Linked DNA regions of Mus musculus: region 1 is linked to region 2. The links are chromatin loops, found by intact Hi-C in ENCODE. Cell type or tissue: heart. All regions are shown on one strand. Each heading gives the region's core, and the rest is flanking DNA. Links, peaks and the distances in the headings are about the cores only.

Evidence for each region. A loop is a pair of places that touch in the nucleus more often than their neighbours do. Peaks named below come from ENCODE experiments on the same cell type or tissue, not always from the same donor. Only the 100,000 strongest peaks of a DNase experiment are listed, where the experiment ranks them.
Region 1: it touches region 2 in a loop (2.5-fold over the local background); 6 of 42 quality-filtered maps call a loop at or near these places.

Annotation. Positions count from the first base shown.
Region 1 is chr14:63,961,429-63,964,344 of GRCm38, forward strand. No RefSeq gene overlaps it. Among named protein-coding and RNA genes, the nearest start is that of Sox7, 19 kb to the left of the region's middle. In heart, for the core only: a CTCF peak has its summit at 1,408; a DNase peak (open chromatin) is centred at 1,473.
Region 2 is chr14:64,010,407-64,013,322 of GRCm38, forward strand. All of the region lies in intron 1 of Rp1l1 (retinitis pigmentosa 1 homolog like 1), which reads left to right. Among named protein-coding and RNA genes, the nearest start is that of Rp1l1, 19 kb to the left of the region's middle. In heart, for the core only: no CTCF peak of the experiment used is centred there; a DNase peak (open chromatin) is centred at 1,435.

The DNA.
Region 1 (2,916 bases), core at 174-2,673, 49 kb before region 2:
CTGATACTTACTAGGCTGAAGCCACACCCTACCCTGGCACCATGCATGAGCAAAAGTACTTTGGAATGCTGTTCTCACCAGGGTATGGCCAGGCAGGAAATCTGTGCTACATGGGAACAGACACACATACTCATGCACACAAATGCACACACACATATACAGACACACATGTATACATGCATCTACATAATACATATACATGCATTATACATATCCACACATGCATATGCACACAGGCACACAGATTATATAGATGCACATATATACATACCTGTACATGCAATATACATATACACAATGCATTACACATGTGTACATGAACACACATACATATAAACACATACATACACACATATATACAAACACACACATCTACATACATCTACATATAGACATGCATGCATTATACATATACACATGCATATTAACACACATATTATATAGATATACAATATACATATAATTTACACACATACATGTATGAATTATATGTGTGTACATGTACATATATACATGTGAGCGCACACACATATATACACATATAGATATAGGTGCACATATAAAACACATGCATACACACACACACACACACACACACACACACACACACACACACACATTCTCGGGTCACTAAATCTTGTTCTCTCATTGATCCCTTTGGGACAGGGGAGATCCGTTTCTATAAGCTCCATATGCAGTGGTGGATGCTGTCTACTGATATTTCACTATGTTCCTTCTAGATGTTTTTACAGTCAAAGTCTATGCTCACCCAAAGTCTCTTTAGAACGTTGAGATTCTTGATTTGGAAACATGCTGCTTTATTTCTGAACGGTTCTGGGGATTGAACTCAGAGCCTTGCACAGGTTGTGTGTGTGTGTGGTGGGGGGGGGGGGTCTTTACCCCTTAGTTACATCCCAGCTCTTAGAAACTGGCTATTTTGAGAGTGTGACAAATTTGTGATCTGCCTCCCTCCCCCTCTTCAGCTTATTCCCAGTGTTCCTGGAGCAGGCTGGGAACTTGCCTTTTAAATGAATAAACATGAGTTTGAATGTCTTCCTTATCGCTGTCTATACTTCTATGGTGAGTGAATACCCTGTGTTAAACCTGATGCAGGTTCTTTTCCATGTCGCTGCATCCCAGGATGCCCTGGGTTTGTTGAAGGAACAGGAACCAGGTCCCTGTTTCCTCTACTGCAGAGCCCTGGCAAGCACAGAGCCTTAACCACTTTTCCCAGCCTCCAGCTGAGTCTTCCCACTGGCACAGACTCCTCCAGGAGACTTCCTGAATGGTTCCCACCATCAAGAGGTTCTGGAGTTTTCCTGCCAGGACACAACACAATTGCCAGCAGCAAGTCAGTCTCGTTCAGAAATGCTGGAAAGGCCCATCTGGGCTCCAGGCCTAGGCCCTAGTGGCCGGGGCTGCAGGGATGCCCACTTTCAAGCTTGGACCACTGCCCTGAAGGGAAGTGACTGTGTGGAGCCTTGCAGGGTGAGTCAGTAACTTGGCCCTGATGTCCTGCAGTGCTGGGAATAAGCCTGAGCCAGGATGGCCAGGCTCAGCCTCTGACTTGTACTATCTTGCTTAACATGGAAACCTCTCTTCCTGGGAGGAGGGACCAAGGCCCTGGGGTTCCTGAGCCTGGAGGTGTCTCTGTTTTCTGTAAACCACATGGGGTACTTGTCCTGTGTGTCTCTCTGACAGTTGGACCGTGGCTTTGTAGGATGTGATTTTTCTTTCTTCCTTTCCTTTCTTTCCTTTCTTTCTTTCTTTCTTTCTTTCTTTCTTTCTTTCTTTCTTTCTTTCTTTCTTTCTTTCTTTCCTTCCTTCCTTCCTTCCTTCCTTCCTTCCTTCCTTCCTTCCTCTCTCTCTCTCTTTCTTTCTTTCTTTCTTTCTTCCTTTCTTTCTTCCTTTCTCTCTCCTCTCTCTCTCTCTCTCTTTCTTTCTCTCTCTCTCTCTCCTAGACACCTGCAGTAGTTTTGATAGAGGGCAGAGGAAAACATGTGAGTTAGAAAACAGTTGGTCTTCCAGACAGGTGCCCTGGACCATGAACTTGGAATATAGAATTCCCCAGTCACAAATCCTGCTCCCACTAGATCTAGTTCATCATCCAGCGTTCACAGGCCAATCTCTTCTCCATCTAACATGGGAGCAAGCCAGTGTCATGTGTCTGTTTCCCCTAAGTTCAAACATTCCCTCCTGGAGAAAAGAAGGTTCAGAAGGCTCATAAGACTCACAAGAAATGTCTAAGGGTTTTGATGCTCTCTTGGGGCTTCCCACAAACAGCACATCATTGCTGTGGAAGAGGAGACACTTCAGTGGTATAGCTGCCCACAAGTTGTGCAGGAGGCTCCAGTAACACAGCTTTCTAGCGTGGTCACTCATGCTAGAGTGACCTTTCCAGTGAAAAAGCTACCTCTGAGTCACCCATATGCCTGTACGTCACCCTTTGCCCGTATGTGCCTGTACTCACCAGTTCCAGGAAGCTCACCGGTTCACCTAACTTGAAATGGAATCATTTCTTTGGCCATTCAATGCTATTTCGATCTGGACTGATTAGAACGTCTCTCCAGAAATCCGTGCACTACCATGTAGCCTTGCTCAGCGTGTGGCTGCATATACCTCAGATATGCTTATCCTTCCCTCCAACCTCTCAGCTCCCAGACAGTTTCACCCCTGCTTACTATGTCTCTCTTGTTCTGAGTCCTGCTTCTGTGACCAGTATTCCCTCAGCTCTGCCACGTCATGGATCGAGTGGAAGGTATCAGAACTCCCTGAGATCTTCCTGTAGAGTGGGCTGTGACATCCAGGTTGGCTGATTGAGGGAAAGGAGTAGGTGGTCTGGTTTGGCCCCAGCAGATGGAGTATTAACCAAGGAGACAGAGCCAGGATTACTCAACATCTCTGGATCTGGTTTTC
Region 2 (2,916 bases), core at 89-2,588:
CTTTTGACCATCTCTAGCTCGTTTGCCCTCTTACTTCTGATAACAGTTAAACAATAGGAAGCACCAGGAGGGGATCAGAAAGAAAGGAGAGAGAGTCTTTGCTGCCCCATTTCAAGCTCAGCCACAGCCCTTGGCCTTGACTGCATTTGTCTCCTCAAGTTCCTTGGATTCTTTAACTCTGGGGTACCTGACCCAATGGTGCCATTTCCTCTCCTGCTAGACAACTATGCAGCCAAAGCTTCCCACTGGCAGTGTCTCCTAAGCACATCCCTATAGGACACAGATTGAACTCAGAGCATTGAGCACTCTGCCTGTGTCTCTTCCCTAAACAATCTTCAGATAGTTAACCTTTGATGCTGACTCTCCCTGTCAGGGTGAACTCTGAAGCTTTGGGGCACTCAACACTGAACTACCTTGCAGTAACCACCCCAGACCCAGCCCAAGAAGTGGCCAGGAGAAAGTGATCTGACTGATGGGCCTCTCACTTTCACAGACCTCAAATATTGTCAGAGTCATCTGGGCTCCTCACATTCACCCTAGGGGTTGGGCATCAGGTCAATTACAGACTGAAAACCTCAGGAACCCGGTACCCAATGACCATTTATCCTTCCGCTCATGCATTCACTCAACAGACATTTCCCAACCACCAGCAATGTGCTACACTGCACTATGTGCTGGGGACTCTTGAATCCCTCCTGACCTGGTAGGACAAATAAACCAGATATGCCCACAGCTATACAGGATGGACTGGCTGGGGGATGAGAGAGGCAGAAACAAGTCACTGTGGGAATCAGGAAGACACGGACATAGAGGTGGGACTGAGTGAGTTTTTTGCCTTGTATGTTATGTGGAAGTAGCTATATAAATCCATTAACTGTGCTGAATAGCTACTGACTAGTGTCTAACTAGAGGAGAATCAGTAACTGTCAGTGCACTGGCATGTGAGAGGTGCCTCCTACTGTACATTATCCCCTGGGAAACATTATGCCATCATCCTCATACTAGGGTAGGGTACAGCCTTGAAGGTTGGGCAATTGCCTAGCAAATGTCAGGTACAGAGACTATTTCTCCAGCCTCTTCTGTATCCATATAGGACAGAAAACTGCTTCCATATAGTTCCAGGTAAGAAGAGGCTGAAGAATAATGTTCTAATGTTCTAGATGAGATATCTCTATCCCCAATAAAGTGTCATATAGTGTTACCCACTTTAAGCTGACCCTAAGCAGGAATTGTGAATATTTCCCAGTGTCTGCTGCCCATGGAGGCTACAGGTTGCTTCGGGTCACTCAGTAGACGGACGATGGGACTCCGAAGACTTGACTCTCCCAGGCCTCGCCCTGGTCTCCTCCTGGGCTCTGCCCCACCTCTGTCTCTTTCCTTCCTCACCGGGACTTGGCCTCTAGTGGCCTCAAGGGCGACCTCGACCACGGTGAGAAGCATGATGACAAAATGACAAAAACATTCTTGAGGAAATGAGGCTCTCTGCTCGGAGGCCACAGCGGTGTCAGAGTCACTCACTCTGCTGCCATGGAACCGTTCCAAGTGCTCCGGGCTGGTCCCCCTTCCTGTTTGGACTTCAAATTATTGTCCCCAGGGTGCAGAAGCTTTTGGGGTCCATGGTCCTTGGTTTTTACACACCAGGATGGCTGCCCACACTGTGCAGAAGCAGGCTAGGGAAGAAGCCATGTTACCATCCGAGAGCTGCCTCTGGCCTAGCCTCTGCCACTTAAGACCAGGGCACAGGGGAAAACATGGCACTTTGCCAGGCCACTGGTTTCTTCTGTTTGAGGGGGTTTCCCAGCCTCCTGGCCTCATAGGAACAGGAGAACAGGCTGAAATAACATGCCTAAGTATGCACAGACCCACACCTGGGTCTTGTTCCCAGCCCCATTTTGCAACACCACACTTTGCTCCAAAATTGTCATGGTGCCCAGCTGTGGTTGGCTGCTTCTAGACAGCCCACCTCCCCCAGATCCTGCTATCACCACTGTCACATCAAACAAGCTCCTTTCAGTGAGGTGACTGCCAGCCTCAACTTTACCCTGATGCATAAATGCATACCTTCCAAAGCTCTGACAGGGGGCTGGCCCTCCTTTTAGAGCTTCAGATGTCCCTAGAGCGAATGTCATGATGGGGTAACATGTGATTGCTGCCCAGCTATGCCCAGTGGATGACCCCAGTGAGTTCCAGCTCTGTTTGAAAAGTACAGACTGAAAGCTTGTAGCATCCCAGTGCTTGGGCCTTACCCCAAACACAAAAGCCCAGTGTTTGCAGGTAGAGTCTAGCAGTCCACAGCTGCAACAGCCTTAGGGGCCTCCCTCATCAGCTGCATTGCGTCTCCCTCCAGAATCTTCCTGAGCCTGGGGTTCTTGAATTTCCCCTGCATAATAGCTGCAGCTACCTCCTAGTTGGTAACTAATGGCTTCTGCTACAGGCCTTACAGTCATGGTTCTTTTGCCCTGGTTGTTTTGATTGTTTTTGTCTAGTGTATATATGATTAGTTGTGTGTGTGTGTGTATATACATGCATGTGTGAATGTATGCTATGGCACATATGTGGAGGTCAGAGGACAACTTAAAAGAGTCAGCTCTCTGTATAATGTGAGGTCCCGGGATCAAACTCAGGTTATCAGGGTTAGGTGCACGACCCGCTGAGCCATTTCACTGGCCCATCTTGATTTTTGAGACAGGCTCTTTTATGAGTACCAAGGACTTAGCAAATTGGTATGCTGGCTGCCCACCAAGCCTCAGGAATTCTCCAGTTTCCTTGAGATAACGTGCCACCATACGTGACTTAGTACAGGTTCCGGAGATCAAACTCATGTCCTTATGATTGCATGGCAAAAACCTTGGCTGAGCCATCTTGCCCAGCCTCAGCTCACTCTCTTATGAAAGCTGTATTTGTATTTTCTGCATG